Linked DNA regions of Homo sapiens: regions 2 and 3 are each linked to region 1. Evidence: chromatin loops called from intact Hi-C (ENCODE). Cell type or tissue: heart right ventricle. All regions are shown on one strand.

Region 1 (8,000 bases):
TCTTTTTTTGAGATGGAGTCTTGCTCTGTTGCTCAGGCTGGAGTGTAGTAGTGTGATCTCAGCTCACTGCAACCTCTGCCTCCCGGGTTCAAGTGATTCTCCTGCCTCAGCCTCCTGAGTAGCTGGGACTATAGATGTGTGCCACTACACTCGGCTAGTTTTTTGTGTTTTTAGTAGAGATGGGGATTCGCCATGTTGGCCAGGCTGGTCTCGAACTCGTGTCCTCAAGTGATCTGCCCGCCTCGACCTCCCAAAGTGCTGGGATTACAGGCGTGAGCCACCGCGCATGGCCAAACACATAATTTTAAAAGAATCAGTATAATGCCTTACCGTACTATAAAGGAGAAACTAAAGAAAAATGACATAGCTTGTATTTCAAATGTCGCTGAGGGGACGTGGCCTCATTAGAACACATAATGAGCAATTAGGCCCTGCCCCTGCAGGTAGAATTGCTGTGAAGGGGGCAGCCACAAAGGCAGTGAAGCATGCTGGCTACTCAAGGGTCCAAGACAGAACCACTGCAGCAGCCCCCATTGATGGGTGCTGTAAGTTGTTTTCAGTTCTTGCATTTTAAATGGTGCCTCAAGCACCATTCCTACTCACTCTTAGAAGCATTGGCTTAAACAGTGTGCAACAAGAAAAATGCATACAGTTTAAAGAATACACTTTGAGGTTTTCCACCTTCATCTTATTCCCAGACCTCTGCCTTTCCTCCCAAGGGAATGACTGTTGCTTATCTTTCCAAAAATGTTCTGTGCATGCGTTTGTATGGTATGTATGTCCCCTCCCCTGCTTTGAAAGCTTTCTACACACGGGAACATATACTAAACATATTGTTGCCTTTTCTCCTCAGTAATCTATATTGGAGACCTTTCCACTTAGCATACATCCATCATATTCTTTTTGCTGGCTGCCTATTTTTCATTGTCTATAAATCCCACGATTGATTTAATTAATTCCCTATTGTAAGACAAGTAGATTGTTTCCAGTATTCTGCAAATACCACTGGGTTGGGGATAGCCATGTTCCCACATATTTAAACAAATAAGTAATGAATGTACTTGTGTGAATTCCTAGGCTGGGGACTGTAATTTGATGGAGTGAGTCATAGAGGTTGTATATGGTGTGTGTTCAGACGATGTGGGAGAAGTGTGTGGGCGCTCACTGTCTGCACCCCTGGTATGAGCACATTTGCTCTTTGCCAGCTGAGGTGTATAAACGGCAGCAGCCCCTGATCTTGATTTACGTTCCTCAGTGTGTAGAGGCTGAGCATTTTCGGTATTTCCTGGAGGAATTTTTATTGTCTTTTCTGTGATCTGAGATAAATGCTTAACAGTTTCTACTTTTAGCTCATGGAGTGATTGCCTCCAAAATTCTAATTACTATTTATATCCTATTTTTATACTTTCCTTTCCATCCCTCATGTAGCACATCACTGCCTGGTAGGCTTGGATTTCGAATTCTGGATTTTGAATACCATGCGGCACCTGCTGGGCGTACCTGAACTTTATATCAAGGACTCACCACACAGTTTATGATTTGAGTTTTTAAATTTCCCAGACATCTGCCTTAGAAAACAGACCAAACACATACTGATAGGTTGGTCCATCAGAGTGTGCTCTGGGAAGGGTTGTGGAGGTCTCACCTTGTAAACTGCTGTGATACTGACAACTATGTGAACACCAGGGTCCAGTGATGTTTCTATTTCCGGAGGAGTATCTTGGAGGACCTTTAAGTTTTCCTTTCCTCCCTTCGTTTCATTTTTTTTCTTCTCACCCTCTTCTCTCCTCCATCTCTCCTTACCCACTTTCTGTCTGTTTCCTCTCCCCTCCCCTCCTCCTCACCCTGATATCTGTCCTTCCCCTTGCTGTCTCCTTTCTTCTCTTCCTCCATCCCCACTCCCCTCCTTTCTCTGCTTCTCTCCACCTCCTCTTCCTTGAAGAAACAATGGCTTTCTTTTTTTTTCTTTTTAATAATTATACAGCTGAGGTGGATCTAGGTTGGTGACGCCTTTAGAAGCTTTGCAGCATTCAGTAGAGCTTCTTAAGTACAGGCAGCAGGCACTTCACGGGTCGTACTGGGTTAATGTTCTTTTGTGCTTTTCCAGCACATGGAGGAAGGGAGGTTGGGCCTGTGGTCAACTGACCCTTTCCCAGTTGAGTCTGCAGGTTGTGAGTGTGCAGTAAGTCTTTTGAATTATTAGCTGGAGTTAAATGGGAAGGAAGAGGTGAGGATATCAATAACGTGAAGCAGGAAGGCTGAAGACCGTGAGTTCTGTGGAGGGAACCTGACCTGCGGGAGAGAGGGAGGGAGAAAGAGAACAGAGAGCTCCAGCCAGCTCACCCTTTGGGGTGACTGGAAGCTGCCTAGAAGGTGGTTTTGCCCTAATTTACAAATTTACTGCCCTTTTGAGGCCTTATCTGGTCCAGGCTCACTTCCTACTCTGCTACCTTCTATCATGGTGTTGGAAAAGAAGGAGCGCCTAGCAGGGTGGGCCTTTTGAGCATGGGAGTCCACAGTGTACCCCTTGGAGCCCAGTTGCAGGGAGAGCAAGATGGACAGGTGGTTTCATCCAGAATTGGGTTTTGCTGTATGGGTGCCGTGAAAGTCCCACGAGAGTGAGGGAGGCCGAGCCTTAGGCACCAGCGTTGCTGGAGCCAAAGGGCTGGGGGATTCCAGCTGGACAGGAAGTGGGCGGTAGAGGCCATGCAGAGGAATTGAGGGGCTGGGGGTCTCCATGGAATAGCGGGGATAACTGAGGGAGAGCTGTGGGGGAAGGGGGTTGCAGTCAGGGAGGGGGTATCTAAATTCCAGATTTCAGAGGTGGCCCGGGTGTGGCTGGCAGAAGTGGCATGTGATAGGAGGGCCGTGGAGGTCCCAGACTTGAGAGCTGGGGAGTCAGGTGGTGTCAGGTGTAGGGGTGGCAGTGGCAGCCTGGATGAGTGGCTGCACTCGGTGGAGAGGACGGCCGCCAACCTCTACCGGGGCGGAGTTGCTGATGGGTGGACGAGTGGGCATAGGCGGGGGTAACCCAGCTGGATGGCCTGAGTCTCAAGCGAGCAAGGATTTTTAAAGGCAAATGGGAGGAAATGAGAGGGGGAGGTGGCCCAAGGAGCCAGAGGATGCTGGCACCAACTCCAGACCTGAGTGCGGCAGCTCAGAGCAAGACCCTAATCTTGACCTTCCAGGAGGTTTAAACCCTAGTTTGATTTTGACCTAGATGATGGAACGTTTGCGTGGTACGAACTGAACCTTCTTAGTGGGAGAGATGGAAATGGTTGGAAAGACGATGGTGAGCTAAGCCTGTGGGCAGGGGCCCCTCCTTCAAACCCCAGCCACGCAGAGAGGGAGAGTCATGCTGAGGGGCTCTGACGTTCTTCTCTTAGTAGGAATTCTGTTCACTTTCCCAAACCAACATGTTCGGTTTCAGCTTATCTCATAAATATAATTATGCTCTTTTGTTCAGCTTTGAAAAATCCTGACCGTAGACCATTCAGGTTGTCATACCTTCAGGTTTGAACTCATTGCCCAGTGCTATTTTAACTGTTGTTTCTCCCTATTTATGTGAGTAGAAATGAGAAGGGGCAAAGCTGACTTTGTGACAGGGCCTGGAAGTTTTCTGTGCCCAGTGTCTCTTCCTTTGCCTTTAATTTGAATTCAGGCTGCCTGGGATGTGTGGTAAAGAATGGGCCTGTCCAGGTGAGGATGCAGCACCATCTAGTGGGCCAGAGATGCACTAGCAACAGGAGACAGGTTTTTGCAACTTTTGGAATGGATTGAAGGAAAGGGGAGTTAATCGTAGGCAGAGACTGCCAGGGTTAGGACCAGTGGCTCACACCTGTAATTCCAGCACTTTGGGAGGCCGAGGCAGGAGAATCGCTTCAGCCAAGGAATTTGAAGCCAGCCACTATGAAGGCAACATAGTGAGACTCCCATCTCTACAAAAAATACAAAGCTTAGCCAGTGTGGTGGTGCATGCCCTGTAGTCCCAGCTACTTGGGAGGCTGAGGTGGGAGGATCACTTGAGCCCAGGGTGTAGAGGCCACAGTGCGCCATGATTGTGCCACTGCACTCCAGCCTGGATGACAGAGCAAGAGACCTTGTCTTTCTTAAATAAAAAAATGGTGACAGGTGAGGCAGGTAACTTAGTTGTGTAGAAGAAAAGAAATCTTCTCCCATCTCATCTTTTCTCCTGCCTTGTTCCATCTACCTTTATTCTCTTCCCATCCACTCTGTTTACTGGAACTAATTCCAGAAGTAGTTTTTGTAAGGGACGGTGTCATTATAGCCAAGTGTGGCCATGTTTTTCTTGTGTAGACTCATGTAAGGAGATTCTGATGGGGGTGTAATTTCATTCCCATGTAGTGAACTTTATTCGAGCTGTCAGTGATTGTACTTTACAAGACTTTATTTATTTATTTTGAGACAGAGTTTTGTTCTTGTTGCCCAGGCTGGAGTGCAATGGCACAGTCTCGGTTCACTGCAACCTCTGTCTACTGGGTTCAAGTGATTCTCCTGCCTCAGCCTCCCCAGTAGCTGGGATTACAGGCACCTGCCACCACACCTGGCTAATTTTTTTGTATATTTAGTAGAGACAGGGTTTCACCATATTGGCCAGGCTGTCTCGAACTCCTGACCTCAGGTGATCCACCCGCCTCAGCCTCCCAAAGTGCTGGGATTACAGGCGTGAGCCACCACGCCTGGCCAACTTTACAGGACTTTAAATTAGCTGTGTGTTAGTCAAGTGTTGCTGTAGGAGTGCTAACAGCCTCCAAATCCTAGTGGTTCCTACAACATTTATTTCTTGCTCACAGACATGGGTCATCTGAGGATTGGCTTTGTTTGTCTCTTATTTGGGGATTTGGGCCACAAAGTTGGGACCTACCTAAGGACATGTTCTCCTCTGGGCAGAGGACAAGAGCTCAAGAGGACAGACCCAACCACGCCACACAGGCATGCTTAGAGCCTCCCACTGGACATGGAGTTATGCCGGCCACAGCGAATCATGTGGCCCAGCCTGAAGTCACAGAGTTGTGAAATATTTTGCCCATATTGGGCAAATAGTGAACCATAGCAAGAGTGATTCAGGAAGGATGCAGGAAGAATTGTGGACAAAGTGAACAGCTTAGAGTTTAGAATATTCTTAGGTGACAGGAGTGGCACTGAATGGCCGAGGTACATTAGTTGCTTTCAGGAAAGCCTCGTGGTGCCAGTCACCTCTGAATTATTGGCTTCTTCTATTAGCCCTGCTTGAGGAGGGGAAGGACATGACTCTTACGGCCTAGAGCAGGAGTTGGCAAACTCCTGTAAAGGGCCAGAGAGTAAATCTTTTAGGTTTGCAGGTCAGAAGGTCTCTGTCTCAACTGCTTGTCTCTGCTGTTGCAGCACATGAAGCAGCCATAGACATTCCCTAGAGGAATGGGTGTGGCTGTGTTTGGGAAACACTTTTCTTTATGAAAATAACAGAGGGCTGGGTTTCCCCTTAAGCCATAGTTTGCAGACTCCTGGCCTAGACCTTCAAGGAATGACCTCTGTCATGACACCAACTTAAGAGAGAACCACCTCTTTTTAGTTGGGAAGCCAAATAGTATTCAAAGAGCTGTTGGTGAGTCCAGCAATCCTCCACCTATTTACTCCGCGTTATTAAGCTGTAAACAGTCGTTTCAGGTCATTGAAAATCCCGGCAACCAAAGCTTATTGTTCTTAAGTATGAAATATCACGTACTTATTTATTTATTTTTTGAGATGGAGTCTCACTCTATCACCTAGGCTGGAGTGTAGTGATGCCATCTCAGCTCACTGCAACTTCCGCCTCCCAGGTTCAAGCGATTCTCCTGCCTCACCCTCCCGAGTAGCTGGGATTACAGGCGCACACCACCATGCCTGGCTAATTTTTGTATTTTTAGTAGAGACGGGGTTTTGCCATGTTGGCCAGGCTGGTCTCGAACTCCTGACCTCCAGTGATCCGCCTGCCTTGGCCTCCCAGGGTGCTGGGATTATAGGCGTAAGCCACCGCGCCCAGCCAAAATCTCATTTTACCTACCTTACCCTATCTTCAGAAGAAATGTCTGTTAAAGGTATTAGAAGCTTCTTTTACCTTGGGTTTTCCAAACAGTTGATGTGGAAGGCAATTTAATCTTTCTCATGGATTCAGAGTTATCTTTTGTGATATCTTCTGTTTTCCAGAGATTTGCTGATGTGTTAAGGGTATGGTACTGATGCTGGATGTTTTGCTCATTAGCCCAGCAAGGTCAAGGTTCTTGTCTCATGACCAGGGAGAAGTAGGCACACGGACACTCAGAGAGAGGCGTCCTGAAAGCAGGTTGCTGGTTCTCCCTTCACAGTTGAATACAAGGGCTTCTCTGTCTGCTGATGGGGCTGTGTTCCCTATTTGTATAAGGTGTGAGTTTCTGGCGGCTCTACCCTGACCTTCCAGTGTGCATGCGGGCCCCTAGTCTGAGCCATTCCACATTGATTTATTTCCCTTACTGCGCATGTGTTAAGGGACTGAATTTTTCACTGCTGGCATGTTTAGGCAAGCCTCCTGTGCACAATGACCTTGGCAGCTCGAAAGTTCTCCAGGGACCCTCCCCTGTCTGCCTAGGAAGAGTTCTCTGCTTCCTGCCTCTATCAGTACGTGTGCTCAGCAGGACTTACTTTCACATTTCTTGTGGTTACGTTTTTTCTTGTAACAGCTTCATTGAGATATAATTCATGCTTCATACAGTTCATCCATATAAAGTGTATAATTTAGTGGTTTTTAGTATGTTCGTGGGGTTGTGCAATTATCACCAGTTCAGTTGGTGAATCTGTTCAATTTCAGAACATTTTCATTCACCCCCCGAAAAGCTCCTTTCCCTTTAGCAATCATCCCTCAGTCTCCTCGCATCTCCCACAGTGTGGCTGCATTCTTTTTTTTCTTTTGAGATGAAGTCTCCCTCTGTCCCCCAGGCTGAAGTGCGGTGGCGTGATCTTGGCTCACTGCAATCTCTGCCTCCCAGGTTCAAGAGATTCTCCTGCCTCAGCCTCCTGAGTAGCTGGGATTACAGGCGTGTGCCACCACACTCAGCTAATTTTTGTATTTTTTTTTCTTAGTAGAGACAGGGTTTTGCTGGGTTGGCCAGGCTGGTCTCAAACTGCTGACCTCAAGTGATCTGCTTGCCTCAGTCTCCCAAAGTGCTGGGATTACAGGCATGAGCCACTATGCCTGGCCATGCGTTCTTAATACGCTTTCAAAGATTTCTACTGTCATTGTTCTTGATTCCGACAGGCTTGCCCCTAACCTTGGAGAGCAGTGGTGGGGGATCGTTCTTGAGTGGTCATCGATGCTATTCGAGGGTACACTTAACAGACATTTTATGGCTGGGCTCGTGTCTGTGATCCCAGCACTTTGGGAGGCTGAAGTGGGAGGATCACTTGAGCTCAAGAGTTTGAGACCAGATCCAGGAGGAGTGGTTCCAACATGGCCGAAAAGGAACAGCTCCAGTCTGCAGCTCCCAGCGTGAGTGATGCAGAAGATGGATGATTTCTTCATTTCCAACTGAGGTACTGGGTTCATCTCACTGCGGCTTGTCAGACAGTGGGTGCAGCCCATGGAGCAGGACGGGTCATCACCTCACCCAGTAAGTGCAAGGGGTCGGGGAATTCCCTTTCCTAGCAAAGGGAAGCCATGACAGATGGTACCTGGAAAATTGGGACACTCCCACCCTAATACTGCGCTTTTCCAATGGTCTTAGCAAATAGCACACCAAGAGATTATATCCTGCGCCTGGCTTGGAGGGTCCCACGCCCACGGAACCTCACTCACTGCTAGCACAGCAGTCTGAGATCAAACTGCAAGGCAGCAGGGAGGCTGGGAGAGGGGCGTCCACCATTGCTGAAGCTTGAGTAGGTAGACAAAACAGCCGGGAAGCTCGAACTGGGTGGAGCCCACTGCAGCTCAAGGAGGCCTGCCTGCCTCTGTAGGGAGGCAGGGCATAGCTGAACTTCTGGGGGCACTT
Region 2 (8,000 bases), 200 kb before region 1:
TAGTTATTCACATATATTCTATTTGCAAATAAATTTCATATTTGTATCTGTATACAAAGAGTCTACATGTTCGATAAGTCCTTTATGATCCTACCTGAATATGTTGGTAGATGCAATATTTTTGCATCAAATTTAACTGGTGGCTGTTTCATTATCTGTGGTTTAAAAAAAAAGAAAGCTTTTGAGACAATTTTTAAGATGGATATCTGTCTCCTTATATGTCCCTTATGTCAGATAATAAATCAATGAGGACAAAAAAAGAATGTGCAAAATTTGTTACCAAAAAGAATAAGAACAATGACTTTTCGGATTAAAACACACAAATATAGATAATATTTTTTATAATCATTTCAATTGATATCTGTAATAAAATAAAGCTTCATAGAAAACATTCACTCCTATCTTGGCTTACTTTTTAGCTAATTTACCTCTAATTAGAAATTCAGTCATTCAACAAATATCTATTGGGTACCTGCCAAGGTAAGGCTCTATGCCAAGTGCTAATGGGGATACAAAGATATAAAAGACACAATCCTATTTTCAGAGAGCTGACATCCTAGTTGGGAAGATGAGACAAACATTCGATAAACAACAAAATATTTCACAATTCAAAACATGCAGGACATAACTACAGAGAAAACACTGGACAGAAAGAATTTTTTTGTAAATAGTAGTTTAGAGAATACAGCAAGCACTTTAGTTGATATAGTTAGGACTGGGTTTACAGAGAGGTAGAAGGTGGGTTGAGGTCTTGAAGGATGGTTAATGGTTATATCAGAGAAGACACCACTCCAGGAAGCCATAATAGCATGAATTGGAAAGTGCACAATTATTAATCAAGTATTATGCCACTCCAATTACCACATTCTACTGCCCTCCAAAAGGAGGAACAGATAGGGATTATCCTGCCTGACTAACACTATACCAATTTTAATTCCCAGGTTTTGCTAACTATACTACAGACCTATAAGATGTGAACATTAAGAGCAGCTGGGCAAAAGGTATACAGGAACTCTCAATTATTTTTGAAACTTTTCTCTAAGACTAAAAGTAGTTTAAAATTAAAAGTTAAACACAAAAATTTCTACTGATTAAGGCTTCCCAGAAACTATCAAATATGGTTATAAGAGGGAAAAAAAGAAACACAGAATATTGTCTAAAGCAAGCCTGTCCAACCCGTAGCCCATGGGCTGCATGCAGCCCAAGACGGCTTTGAAAGTGGCCCAACACAAATTTGTAAACCTTCTTAAAACATTGTAAGATTTTTTTTTGCAATTTTTTTTGTTTTTTAGTTCATCAGCTATCGTTAGTGTATTTTATGTGTGCCCCAAGACAATTCTTCTTCCAATGTGGCCCAGGGAAGCCAAAAGATTGGACACCCCTGGTAAAGATAACACAAATTGTTCTAGAAAGCCCACGTTGAAAATGCCCCAATGCTCATCAAACTTAGCATAATAAAGTTACTCTGCCAGACATATGAACTCACAAAAAGAAGTAGCTCCATTATGAAAAATAGCTAAATAATCTATATGAAATGCTGTCTATCTAGAAAATAAATAAGAATTCAAGAACCTTCATGGTCTAAACCACAGTAACGTTCCCAATGAGATAAGAAAAAAGAGTCATGAATTAATACAGAAAAAAACATTTATAAATAAGAAAAAGAAGCAGGAAAATTAAAATAGAGAAAAAGTAGTGGAATGTGAGTATGTTGGGGAGCTGGAAGTCAAGACAAAACAGAGGGACTTAGAAATGAATTTGTTTTTTAAAGTAGATACTCATTATCCCCTAGCAATAAAGTATTATATTCCAAAAGACAAGAAGCAAAAAAACTCACACTGGTTTAGAAGTACATTGTGAACTACAACTTCGCAAGCTCCCAGAATGTCTCCCCATCGTCTCCCCTGCAGTCTTAACAACCTGTGAGAGGGTAGGGCTTCTGTGTGATCTGCCTGCCCAGCCCAGCCTGGTAAGCAGTGCCCTCTGACTGCTTGTGCCTTCGAAATACATCAGAGACTAGAATATTTAGAGTGATTCACATTAGTGCATACGGAGAAACAAAAGGACTGAGAGCTAAGGTCTGAGGTCAAGAGGCTGGCAACCCCTCCATGGCATGTGGAAGAAGCAGTAGTGAGAGGCAGCAGAGCTGACTCATTCAAAACAGAGGGGAGAAAACTTAGAACTCCAGTGAAGTGGAAGTGAAGGCAGAGGAAAGGGCTGCAGACAGAGGGGGAGCTGCAAATGCAGACATGCAGCACAAATGACACAGAAGCAGACAAGAGAAACAGGAAAGATTATACAGTAAATAATATTCTGAATGAAAATCTCATGCAGATTTCAGATCTCAGTAAAGTCTACAACTCAGTTGTTAGAGTGTCTTTCTGCACCTTTGGATTGTCGATAATGGGGGTGACAACAAGATCTGAGTCCGTGTAGATAAGCTCTCTCATCTGGGATTCCAGGTCCTGCTGACTCAGGTGTCCACTTGTAATCTGAAATGAGAACAAAAATTAGACTTTGTTTCTGCGACTAATGTAGATCTTTAAAACACTGAACCAGTAAGATGCTGAGGAAGACACCACTGTAAAATATCACCTATATCAATGTACTTCAACTGCTATTCAAGATGGTTGCAGTCTCATTTGATTTTCACAAAAATCCTAAACTGTAGGCACCATCATTCCCATTTTACAGATAAAAATATAAAACTCTGAGAAAGTAACTGAATTGCTCATGTTACCACTAAGTCTGGCTAGGACTAGAAAAAATATCTTTACAATTCAATGTTCTAAACTGTGATGAGGCAAATTGGTTTTTCCATAACAGCATGGCTTCTTTTTTTTTTTTTTTTTTTTTTTTTGAGGCGGAGTCTCGCTCTGTCCCCCAGGCTGGAGTACAGTAGCGTGATCTCGGCTCACTACAAGCTCTGCCTCCCGGGTTCACGCCATTCTCCTGCCTCAGCCTCCCGAGTAGCTGGGACTACAGGCGCCTGCCACTGTGCCTGGCTAATTTTTTTGTATTTTTAGTAGAAACAGGGTTTCACCGTGTTAGCCAGGATGGTCTCAATCTCCTGACCTCATGATCCACCTGCCTCGGCCTCCCAAAGTGCTGGGATTACAGGCGTGAGCCACCACGCCCAGCCTTTTTTTTTTTTTTTTTTTGAGATAGAGTCTCACTCCATCACACAGGCTGGAATGCAGTGGCACAATCTCAGCTCACCGCAACCTCTGCCTCCCGAGTTGAAGCAATTCTCCTGCTTCAGCCTCCCAAGTCGTGGAATTACTGGTGTATGCCACCATGCACTGCTAATTTCTGCATTTTTAGTAGAATCGGGGTTTCACCATGTTGGCCAGGCTGGTCTCGAACTCCTGGTCTCAGGTGATCCACCCAACTTGGCCTCCCAAAGTGCTGGGATTATAGGCGTGAGCCACGCGCCTGACCAACGGCTTTATTTTTCATTCACAGAATGTTAATCAATTTATTTCTGCTTTACAGAACATTCAATGTGAAATTGAAGCTGTAACATAAAAAAAATTTTCAGACTTAAATACAGACATGCTACCTAAGTATTAAACCTCAATTATTTATTAAGCCTAGTTAGAGTTGATACATAATGAAATGAATCAGCAGATATTCACCATCAGTTATTCCTTTGAGATGGTTCTTTGTGCTCTATTTAAACATAATTTGTATTCCTAGTGCTATGCCTCAGTATTTCCCAACAGGGAAAAAAAAAAGAGAGAGAGAATTTATGCTTAAGAACTTTAAAAGAAACAACGGCTAGCAAACTAAATAAAATAGAAAAGTAAATCAGTGAAGTAAGGAATAAGGAAAATAAATTACCCAAAACTGAGTGAGGAAGGGGCATGGATAAAGGAACAGAGGAGTTAGCTAAGAAAGTTCCTGGAAACCCAAGCTGCCCCATGCAACTCAGACAAAAGACAAGAAAACACAAAAAGAGGCCGGGTGCAGTGGCTTAGGCCTGTAATCCCAGCACTTTGGTAGGCCGAGGTGGGCACATCACGAGGTCAGGAGTTCGAGACCAGCCTGACCAACATGGTGAAACACCATCTCTACTAAAAATACAAAAATTAGCCAGGCATGGTGGCAGGCGCCTGTAATCCCAGCTACTTAGGGGGCTGAGGCAGGAGAATCGCTTGAACCTGGGAGGCGGAGGTTGCAGTGAGCCGAGATTGCGCCATCGCACACCAGCCTAGGTGACAAAGCGAGACTCCACCAAAAAAAAAAAAGAAAAAAAAAAAAAAGGCCCACAAAGAATGAAGAGGAAGTTTGTTTAAAACAAGAAAATCTAAGTTTAAGAACATGGACTTTCAATTAAAGAAAAAAAAAGATGGACTTTCATGGTAAAAAGACAGAGGTAAACTCACATTGCCAAAAAAAAGATGGACTTTAAAGGCAAAAAGACAGGGGCAAACTTAACATTGCTGCTTGTTAATTATGTGCTCTTAGGGAAGATAAAAAAAGCTTTGTTTTCTTCATCTATAACAAAGATTAAAACAAACAAGCTTTCAGGTTTGTGAAGAATAAACACAAAGCACTTAAAACAATGCCTGGCACTGCTTGAGAGAAGACAGTGATAGTTAATGAAGACACTTAAATATATACATCATACTTGCTTCAGTGGAGAATGGATGGAGGGGAGCAATGGAGAACTGAGGGGACCAGTTAGCAGGTTACTGCAAAGCCTGGATGGAAAGGATGGTGTCTTGAGTGAGGAAGGGGGCAGAAGGAAAGAAAAGAAGTCAATGATAGAGCAAAGGGCTGGATATCCCTGCTGATTTAACACTGAGGAGGAACTGCTAGTAAATTATATTGGTCCGTAAAGTAAGACATCAATATTTGAAAGAGGTGGCCAAATTATCTTTACGTATAGATAATATAACTGAACATCCAAAAAGCCAAAATTAATCAATGGGAAAACTCTTAGAAATAACGTAAGAATTAGGCCAGGCATGGTGGCTCACACCTGCAATCCCAGCACTTTGGGAGGTCCAGGTGGGCGGATCACCTGTGGCCAGGAATTCGAGACCAGTCTGGCCAAAATGGTGAAACCCCATCTGTCCTAAAAATACAAAAATTAGCTGGGTGTGGTGGCGGGTGCCTGTGGTCCCAGCTACTCAAGAGGCTGAGGCAGGAGAATCACTTGAACCCGGGAGGCAGAGGCGCAATGAGCCAAGATCACACCGCTGCACTCCAGTCTGGGCAAACAGAGCGAGACTCTGTCTCAAAGAAAAAAAAAAAAAAATGTAAGATGAGTAAGGTGGACCAATTAAAAAATTGTATGCAAAAATTAATTTCCTACAGGTAAACTGAATGTATGCACGAATGCCATATAACAAATATCCCACTCACAACAGCAAAAATATATAAAATAAAATGTTCAGGAATAAACTAAATGATCAATAATTGCAATCAGATCATAATCATTAAATGAAAATAATTGTTATAAAATTATATTCCCTTGTTTCAAAATGAACACATATGTATAAAACCAGAAGCAGTAATATCAAAATGTATGAGACATATGAGGTTACAATGAACACAATCATGCCAATATCAAAATGTATGAGACGTATGAGGTTACAGTGAACTACAATTGTGCCACTGCACTCCAGCCTGGGCAAAAGGCTCTTAAAAAAAAAAAAAAAAAAAGTAATCAGTGTTTACCCGGGAATTATATCGTAAATAATTTTTCTATTTTCTTTGTCCTCTTTTACATTTTACAAGTTTTTTACAATTATATATGTTTTGTAATAGAATAAAAAGTATCATTTAAAAATTATAAAACATAAGGCCAAGCACAGTGGCTCACACCTGTAATCCCAGCTCTTTGGGAGGCCAAGGCCAGCAGATCACTTGAGTCCAGGAGTCTGAGACCAGCCTGGGCAACATGGGGAAACCTCTACTAAAAATACAAAAAATTAGCCAGGCATGGTGGCGCATACTTGTAGTCACAGTTACTCAGGAGGCTGAGATGAGAGAATCACCTAAGCCCAACAAGTTGAGGCTGCAATGAGCAACGATCATGCCCCTCCACTCCAGCCTAGGTCACAGGAGTGAGGCTCTGTCTCAAAAATAAATAAATAAATAAATAGATAGATAGATAGATATGTAAAATAAACTACCTTAGGTATTCACATTATTGATTATATTTTCTCAATAGAATGATTATATACTCTTCTTTATAACCATCTGCCAGAAGAGCTTCAACATCTATCGCATTTCAAAATGAATTTTTTAATTTACATTGATTTTCTATTTCACATAACCAAAAAATTAGCACAGTGAGATTTTATTATAACCCATTTATACTAAATTTCAAAGCAGAAATAAGCTTCACATGGTCCAAATACACTTCACATTACATCAAAACTACAGTAAAAACTAAAAGCAATTATATTTGTCAAGCAATAAGTAGCATAAAAATAACTTAGAATTAATTCAAAGTAGTTCTGCATTCAACACAACTATGATTGAAAGAAATTAAAGAAAACCTAAGTAAGTATAAATACATCCTGTGTTCGTGGAGGAACACTTAACATTGTTAAAATGGCAGTACTTCCTAAATTGATCTACACATTCAATGCAACTGTGATTAAAATCCCAGCTGGCTCCTTTGAAGAAACTGACAAGCTGATCTTAAAATTCATATGGAAATGCAAGTGACCCAGAACAGCCAAAACCACCTTAAAAATTTTTTTGGAGGATTCATACTTTCTGATTTCAAAGCTTACTAAACAGCTACAGTAATCAAGAGTGTGCCACTGGTATAAGGACAGATGAATAGATAACAGAACAGAATCCAGAAATAAACCTTCACATATACAGTCAATCGATCTTCAGCAAGGGTTCCAAGACAATTCAATGGGGAAAGAATAAGCTTTTCAACAGATAGCGCTGAGACAACTGGATGTTTCGATGCAAAACAATGAAGCTATACCCCCTACTTCATGCCACATGCAAAAATTAACTCAAATGGATAAAATAGCTAAATCTAAGAGATACTAATAAAACTATAAAACTCTTAGAAGAAAACATAGGCAGAAACTTTTGTGAGCTGGGAGTAGCAATGGTTTTTTTAGATATTACACCAAAAGCACAAGCAGCAAAAAACACAAACGAAAAAAGATAAATTGGACTATATCAAAATTTAAAACTTTTGTGCTTCAAAGGACACCATCAAGAAAGAAAAAAGACAATCCAGAAAAAGGGAGAAAATTGTTATAACTCCTATCTAGAATATGTAAAAAATTCTTACAACTAAATAATAAAGAGATAAATAACCCAATTAAAAATAGGTTAAATTTTTGAATAAATATTTCTCCAAAGAAAATAGACAAAATGGCCAATAAACACATAAAAAGATACTCAACATCATTAGCCATCAGGTAAATGCAAATCAACACCACTAAGACATAGAAATTCACACCTACTAGCTGGGCGCGGTGGCTCACGTCTGTAATCCAAACACTTTGGGAGGCGGAGACAGGTGGATCATTTGAGGTCAGGAGTTCCAGACTAGCCTGGCCAACATGGTGAAACCTGTCTCTACTAAAAATACAAAAATTAGCCAGGTGGGCCGGGCACGGTGGCTCACGCCTATAATCCTAGCACTTTGGGAGTCCGAGGCGGGCGGATCATGAGATCAGGAGATCGAGACCATCCTGGCTAACACGGTGAAACCCCGTCTGCACTAAAAACACAAAAAATTAGCTGGGCATGGTGGCAGGCGCCTGTAGTCCCAGCTACTCGGGAGGCTGAGGCGGGAGAATGGCGTGAACCCGGGAGGCGGAGCTTGCAGTGAGCCGAGATCCCGCCACTGCACTCCAGCCTGGGCGACAGAGCGAGACTCCGTCTCAAAAAAAAAAAAAAAAAAAAAGTTAAGGCCAGGTGCAGTGGCTCATACCTACAATCCCAGCACTCTGGGAGGCTGAGACAGGAGCATCGCTTGAGCTCAGGAGTTTGAGACCAGCTTACGC
Region 3 (8,000 bases), 100 kb before region 1:
TACTATTAACCTCTTACATTAGTATGGTACATTTGTCATAATTAATGAACATATACTGATGCTTGTTATTAATGATAGTCCTCATTTTGTTCATATTTACTTAGTTGTTACTGAATGTCCTTTTTCTGTTCCAGGATCCCATCCAGGATACCCCATTACATTTAATCATCTTGTCTCTTTGGGTTCTGCCTCTGACAGTCTTTCATACTTTCCTAGTTTCTGATGACCTTTCAATTTTGAGAATTGCTGATCAGGTATTTTTAGACTGTCACTTAATTGGTATTTGTCTGATCTTTTTCTCATAACCAGACTGGGGCTATTGGTTTTGGGGAGGAGGAGCATGGAGATAAAGGAGATAAAGTGCCATTCCCATCACATACTACTAAGGGAACATACTATTGGCATGACTTATTACTGTTGAGTCAATCTTGATCACCTCACTGCCTGAGGAAGTGTTTGTCAACTGTCTCCACTGTGAAGGTACTCTTTTTTTGTTTGTTTGTTTTTGAAACAGAGTCTCACTCTGGAGTGCAGTGGCGCAATCCCAGCTCACTGCAACCTTCATCTCCCGGGATCAAGTGATTCTCCTGTCTTCTGCCTCAGCCTCCCGAGTAGCTGGGACTACAGGTGTGCACCACCATACCCGGCTAATTTTTGTATTTTTAGCAGAGACAGGGTTTTGCCATGTTGGCCAGGCTGGTCTCGAACGCCTGACCTCAGGTGATCTGCCCACCTTGGCCTCCCAAAGTGCTGGGATTACAGGCATGAGCCACGATGCCCAAGCCATACTGTACTCTTTTGAAGGAAGTCACTAAGCACAGCCCACACAGACAGAGTGGGAGTTATGCTCCATCTGTTAGAAGTGGAGTTCTACATACTTTATTTGGAATTCTTCTGTATGGGAGATTTTTTTTCTTCTTCCCCATGTATTTATTCATTTATGTATTTATGTCAACATGGATTCATGGATATTTATTTTGTACTTTGAGTTATAATCCAATACTACTTTATTTATTTTGTTGCTCAAATTCTTCCAGCTTTGGCCACTGGAAACTTTTTCAGTTGACTCCCATGCCCCTTTGACATAAACCCCATGATTGTGGGTTTAGTTTTTGTTTTAGTATGTCTTTACTTCCTGGCATTACAAGATACTCCAGGTTCATCTTGCATCACTGTGTTTTGCATGTGGTCTTTTAGCCTTTTTATTCGGATTATTATTATTATTAATTTTTATTCATTTTTTTTTGAGTCGGAGTCTCACTTGGTCACCCAGGCTGGAGTGCAGTGACACGATCTCAGCTCACTGCAACCTCTGCCTCCTGAGTTCAAGTGATTCTCCTGTCTCAGCCTCCTGAGTAGCTGGGACTATAGGCGCATGCCACCATGCCTGGCTAATTTTCGTATTTTTAGTAAAGACGGGGTTTCACCATGTTAGCCAGGATGGTCTCTACCTCTTGACCTCGTGATCTGCCCACCTTGGCCTCCCAAAGTGCTGGGATTACAGGTGTGAGCCACCACACCCAGCCCTATTATTATTATTATTTTGAGACAGGGTCTCGCACTGTCACCTGGGCTGGAGTGCAGTGGTGCTATCTCGGCTCACTGCAACCTCTGCCTCCCGGGTGCAAGCGATTCTCCTGCCTCAGCCTCCCAAGTAGCTGGGATTGCAGGCGCCTGCCTCCACGCCCAGCTAATTTTTTTGTATTTTTAGTAGAGACAGGGTTTCACCATGTTGGTCAGGCTGGTCTCAAACTCCTGACCTCGCGATTTGCCCACCTTGGCTTCCCAAAGTGCTGGGATTACAGGCATGAGCCACCGTGCCAGCATTTTTTTTTTTTTTTTTTTTGAGACAGAGTTTTGCTCTTGTTGCCCAGGCTGGAGTGCAGTGGTGCGATCTCGGCTTATTGCAACCTCAGCCTTCTGGGTTCAAGCGATTCTCCCACCTCAGCCTCCTGAGTAGCTGGGATTACAGGCATGTGCCACCACATCCAGCTAATTTTGTATTTTGTTGTTGTTGCTGTTTTAGTAGAGATGGGTTTTCTCCATGTTGGTCAGGCTAGTCTCAAACTCCCGATCTCAGGTGATCCGCCCACCTTGGCCTCCCAAAGTGCTGGGATTACAGGCATGAGCCACCGCGCCCTGGCCTTTTGTTTGTTTTTGAGACAGGGTCTCACTCTGTCACCCAGGCCGGAGTGCAGTGCCATGATCACTACTCACTGCAGCCCTGACCTCCCACCTGCCTAATCCTCCTAAGTAGCTGGGACCACAGGCACGCACCACCATGCCCAGCTAATTTTTTTATTATTATTTGTAGAGACAGGGGGTCTCCCTATGTTGCAGAGGCTGGTCTTGAACTCCTGGACTCAAGTGATCCTTCCCCTTTGGCCTCCTAGAGTGTTGGGATTACAGGTGTGAGCCACCGCACCTGGCTCCTACTGTGTATTCTTAAGTAAGATTAATGTCTCAAAGCATGATGTAGGCTGATGCAAGAAAAAAATTAATGTCATATTTTGATAAATATAAAATTGTTAAACATTTAAAAATAAATATATTAAAGAAATAGAAACACGCTGTAAAACTTTCAAAACAGTTGAGATGGGCAGAAAAAGAACCAATAAAATGTGCTCTATCCAACAGAGTTTTGAAATGGGAGGAGGGTGGTAAAGGAAACAATGACTTCAAGTTTCTTCAAATTGTGTGTTATTTCTTCTGCGTGCCCCTGGGATGGGCAACCTTGAAGGATGCTTTGGACAAGGCTTCTAAATGGAAGCAAACACAAATTTGAGTTCTTGTCAAAAGAAATACCCACCCTCTCTGCAGCAATGTCCAAGATGATCAGCCATAGATGTTCCTGCATTTTGGTCTTGGTTTTGTGCTTCTGTTGCAAAAACCATCCCACATGGGTTGGGGTAGTTTTTGTGTCCTGTTACATTCAGTGATTCAAATAAAATGAAAGGCATAAACACTCCTCATTTCTATTCCTGAAAGTCCTTCTTGGTCGATTAAAGTGACAAGCCTGGTACCTTCCTTTAAGAGCCTGCTGCTGCTGAGTCCTCAATTTAATTGGTCTATGTGGCATGAGTTTTGGAAGAATAAATATATTCTCCCTGATACTTGCCCTTAGCTAAGTTAGCTTCATCTTTGCCAAGTTCTTACAATCTACTTGGAGGTCATTTCTTTGGGGCTTATTTATATCTAAGGCCCAGTCAGAGCAACAGGAATCTATTCATATGGGTCGACTGCATGATTTTGTTAAATGTGTTAAATTTAGTAACACCAGGAGGAAAACATTCTACTAGCTAGTGCTGAGCAGTGCATGGTTGTTACTTTTGTTTTCTTCTCACAGTACTTGCAGCACAGAAACAGCTGACCCTGCCACTCCTCACCTCATCGCCCAATGTGGCATCATCACAGTGTCTAAGAAGTTTCCTTGGAGGATCTGTGCTTACTTTAACAGTTGCCAACACATAGGCCTTGTGCTAAACTCTGACCAAATGCAAAACAGTAACAGTAAGAGAAGTGTCTTAGTTTGGGTTCCCCCTAAAGTAGCCCCTGAGATATGCAATTTATCTGGAAGTGATCCCAGGAAACACCGGCAGGGGGACAGAGAATTGAGACAGGAAAGGAAGGTAGCTGCTGATGAAGGGTGCTTTATCAAGCAAAAATAACTGGAGCCCAATCACTTGAAGGAAGTCTGGAAGCCAGCAGAGAACGTACACTGCCCGAAGAGACAAAGGAACAGGGACTTCTGGAAGATCTTCAATTCCCCATAACTTCCAACCCACTGCATCGAGCAGAGCAGGCTTCAGTAGCCAGAGGATTAGGACAGCATGCTGGCAGCTGGTGCTGGCTCCACTACAGCTGTAAGGCTGTGGGGGATATGGGCAGAGCCCCAGCACTGTCCCCTACAATAGGTTTTTCCCAGTTCTTATCAAATAATTCTTTCAGATGTCATAACATGGTGTGATAATTCTTGTACCTTGCCTGACCATATGTAGTGGCATCTTCTTTTGGTAACAGGCCCTAAACTTTAGTCCCAACAGCCATGACCCAGCTGGGCCAATCATAAAATCTCATGCTTCCAAGTGAAACATAAAGTGAGCTAAAACCATAATCTTGTAATTTGAACTGATAAAGCTTTTTCTTTACAAAACATTTTCAGAATAACATAAAATAAATTGAATAAAAGTAGATATTTTGGCCAGGCGTGGTGGCTCACACCTGTAATCCCAGCACTTTGGGAGGCCGAGGCAGGTGGATCACCTGAGGTCAGGAGTTCGAGCCAGACTAACCAACAGGGTGAAACCCCATCTCTACTAAAAATACAAAAAATTAGCTGGGTGTGGTGGCAGGTGCCTGTAATCCCAGCTACTCAGGAAGCTGAGGCACGAGAATTGCTTGAACCCAGAGGCAGAAGTTGCAGTGAGCCGAAATTGCACCACTGCACTCCAGCCTGGGCGACAGAGTGAAACTCCATCTCAAAATATATATATATATATATATATATATATATATATATATATATATATATATATATATAAAATATATAAAATATAAAAAAATACTCTGTCTCAAAAAACAAACAAACTGCTGTGTTGTGGCATGACATTTTAGGTTTTATTTATTTTTTTAAGACAGAGTCTTTCTCTGTCACCCAAGCTGGAGTGCAGTGTCACATTTTGGCTCACTGCAACCTCTGCCTCCCAGGTTCAAGCAAATCTTATGCTTCAGTCTCTTGAATAACTGGGATTACAGGGGCTCACCGCTGCACCTGGCTAATTTTTGTATTTTTAGTAGAGACGGGGTTTCACCATGTTGCCCAGGCTGGTCTTGAACTCCTGGCCTCAAGTGATCCACCCACCTTGGCCTCCCAAACAGCTGGGATTATAGGCATGAGCCACCGCGCCAGCAGGTTTACTTATTTTTTATTTCAGTTTTGTCCACCCTAACAAATATACTCCCTGATGCCCACCCTTGAACTTCCATGGACTCTGGGCTTGGGTCAAGATTGCTCAGGGGAAAACAAAACAAAACATAGAAAGAGAGAGCTAGAAGCATGTTGCTACACTTAAAATATCAGTTACCAGAAACTCAGAAAGGCATACAAATTTGGAAAGATTTAAATAAGAGCAACTAAAGAATTAAAATAGCAGAGGTATTTTTCCATGAGGATAAACTGTGACTAATTCTCTTTAGCTTGGGGCTGAGCATGGTGGCTCATGCCTGTAATCCCAACACTTTGGGAGGCCAAGGTGGGAGGATCCCTTGGGTTCTAGAGTTCAAGAGCAGCTTGGACAACACAGTGAGACCCCCGTCTCTACAAAAATTTCTTTTAATTAGCCAGATGTGGTGGCACACGCCTGTAGTCCCAGCTACTCAGGAGGCTGAAGTGGGAGGATTGCTTGAGTCCAGGTGTTCTAGGTTACAGTAGACTACAATTGTGCTTCTTCTGCACACCAACTTGGGTGACAGGGCAAGACCCAGTCTCAAACAAAAAAAAAAAGAAAAAAGAAAAAAAAATACTCTTTAGTAGCTTAGGAAGAGGATTAGATGAGCTCAAAGTCCATAAAAGCTGAGATTTAGCTGGTGTCAACATACCATAAACGGAAAGTAGTATGGGACACCCATTACCCCAAGAATATTATTGTATAACTTGAATACAAATAGGATCTAGCAAGGTTTTGATAGGTGGTCACTTTATAATGGGTTGTGAAAGGGAAGTTAAGGAGGTTCAGGAAATATTCTCAAGATCTTTTAACTTTGATATGAGAAATGAGAATTACTACACTCTCCACATCCAACAAAACAGTAAAATGTTAATCAATGAAGGTATTCCAAGTCATATGGATCTTTGGTTAGATCCTGAAGGTTTGATCCAATCAACAAATATTTATTGAGCAACTACTATGTTCTAGACGTTGTGCTGAGAATACATCTGAGAATAAGACTACCTTGTGAATTAAGAGGGTTTAAGAAAATAAATAATATAATATATTAAAATGTGCTAAATTTTAAAAAAGACAGAGCAGGGTAAGGGGCATTGAGAGTGCCGGGGGAAAATAAGTGGCAGTATTAATGAGATGGTTCAAGGAGGCCTCATTGGTGAGCCATGTGGCTCATGCCTATCATCCCAGCACTTTGGGGGACCAGGAGGGAGGATGACTTGAGGCCAGGAGTTTGAGACCATCCTAGGCAATATAGCGAGACCTTGTCTCTACAAAAATGAAAATAAAAAATTAGCCAGAACGATGATGTGCATCTATAGTCCCAGCTACTCAGGAGGCTGGGGCAGGAGAATTGTTTGAGCCCAGGAGTTCGAGGTTGCAGACAGCTATGATCATCCCACTGCATTCCAGCCTGGGTGACAGAACAAGACCCCTGTCTTAAAAAAAAAAAAAATAAGTCTTATTGAGATGAGGAGAAGAGCCATAAGGATAAGTAGAGGAAGAACAATCCAGGCAAAGGAAATGGCCAGTGCAAAAGTTCTGAGGTGACAGTGTCTCTGGCATGTTCAAGGAACAGCAAGGAGACTATTTTTCCTGTGAAGTTAGTGAGTTGGAGAGAAGAGGAAAATGAAGTCAGTGGGATGAGGGGAGTAGACGGTGTAGGTCTTGTGGGCCATGGTAGAGACTTTTTTTTCTTGAGACAGGGTTTCACTCTGTCACCCAGGCTGGAGTGCAGTGTAACAAACACGGTTCAGTGCAGCCTCAACCTCCTGAGCTCAAGCAGTTTTCCCATCTCAGCCTCCCAAGTAGCTGGGACTACAGGTGTGCACCACCACTCCTGGCCCTGTAAAAACTTTTGCTTACATTCTGGGAGGAATGGGGAACAATTGGAGGGTTTTGAACGGAGGAGAGCCACGATGTGACTCACATTTTACAAGATCATTGGCTACTGCATTGAAAAATGGACTGAGGTAGGGCAGGGGCAGAGGGCAGGTGAACAAGTAAGAATTTAGGAGGTTCTTGCAGGAATGCAGGAGAAATGATGGTGGTTTGGACTAGGATGGAGGCAGTGAAGGCAGTAAGAAGTAGGTTCTGGATTATATTTTGAAGGTAGAACCAACAGGTTTTCCTGATAAATTGGATGTGGGGTGAAAAAAAAGGGAGAAGTCAGAGATAAATATAAGGTTTCTGCCTGGACAATTGAAATCTAGGAAACTGTGGAATAGTAGAATTTTTAGAAGTCCAGCAGCTCAGTTTTGGGCATAATAAGGTAGAGATGCCTATTAGACATCCAAATGCCAGTGTCAAGTAGGAAGTTTGTTTACATGAGTCTGGAGTTCAGAGGGAAAGTCTGGACTGGAAGTATAAACTTGGAGTTATCTATGTGTAGATGGTGTTTAAAGCCTTGAGATTAGATGAGATCACTAAGGAGTGAGTGTAGAGTGCAGTTTCCTAGAATCCAAGTAAAGAAAGTGTTCCAAGAAGAAAGATGACAAAAGTTGTGTCAAATGTGGCTGAGAGGTCAAGTAAAAGGAGAACTGATAATGGACCCTAAATGTAGCAATGTGGAGGTCAATGGTGACCTTGACTGGGTGGAGTAGTCTCAGTGGAATGGGTTTCAGGAAAAAATGGACAGAATTGAGACAGTGACGATAAGCAATTCTTTCAAATAGCTTTGTTATGAAGGATGACAAAAAACAGGGTGGCATCTAGAGGTGGAAGTAAAGTCAAGAGAGTTTTTTTCTTCTATTCAAGATGGAAGAAATATAGGGCAGGCATGGTGGCTCAAGTCTGTAATCCCAGCACTTTGGGAGGCTGAGGCTGGTGGATCACTTGTGGCCAGAAGTTCGAGACCAGCCTGGCCAACACAGTGAAACCCCATCCCTACCAAAAAATACAAAAATTTGCCTGGTGTGGTGGCAGGCACCAACTACTTGGGAGGCTGAGGCAGGAGAATCACTTGAACCCAGGAGGCGGAGGTTGCAGTGTCATGCCGCTACATTCCAGCCTGCGTGACAGAGTAAGAGTCTGTCTCAAAAAAAAAAAAAAAAAAAG

Evidence for each region. A loop is a pair of places that touch in the nucleus more often than their neighbours do. Peaks named below come from ENCODE experiments on the same cell type or tissue, not always from the same donor. Only the 100,000 strongest peaks of a DNase experiment are listed, where the experiment ranks them.
Region 2: it touches region 1 in a loop (7-fold over the local background); 101 of 110 quality-filtered maps call a loop at or near these places.
Region 3: it touches region 1 in a loop (4-fold over the local background); 11 of 110 quality-filtered maps call a loop at or near these places.

What each region holds. Positions count from the first base shown.
Region 1 is chr3:42,096,262-42,104,261 of GRCh38, forward strand. All of the region lies in intron 1 of TRAK1 (trafficking kinesin protein 1), which reads left to right. LOC124906231 (a long non-coding RNA gene) reads left to right here and starts at 7,150. Exons shown (of 2, transcript XR_007095889.1): 1 at 7,150-7,622. RefSeq lists an enhancer at 1,855-2,677. In heart right ventricle, CTCF peaks have their summits at 1,474 and 3,726 (motif pointing left); DNase peaks (open chromatin) are centred at 3,700, 4,950, 5,370 and 6,470; H3K27ac peaks cover 7,516 bases.
Region 2 is chr3:41,898,338-41,906,337 of GRCh38, forward strand. ULK4 (unc-51 like kinase 4) reads right to left here. Exons shown (of 37, transcript NM_017886.4): 13 at 2,388-2,492; 14 at 95-155. It also overlaps the pseudogene LOC124900553. Among named protein-coding and RNA genes, the nearest start is that of ULK4, 60 kb to the right of the region's middle. In heart right ventricle, no CTCF peak of the experiment used is centred here; no DNase peak of the experiment used is centred here.
Region 3 is chr3:41,994,530-42,002,529 of GRCh38, forward strand. No RefSeq gene overlaps it. Among named protein-coding and RNA genes, the nearest start is that of ULK4, 36 kb to the left of the region's middle. RefSeq lists a silencer at 4,750-4,961. In heart right ventricle, a CTCF peak has its summit at 3,610; a DNase peak (open chromatin) is centred at 3,792; H3K27ac peaks cover 956 bases.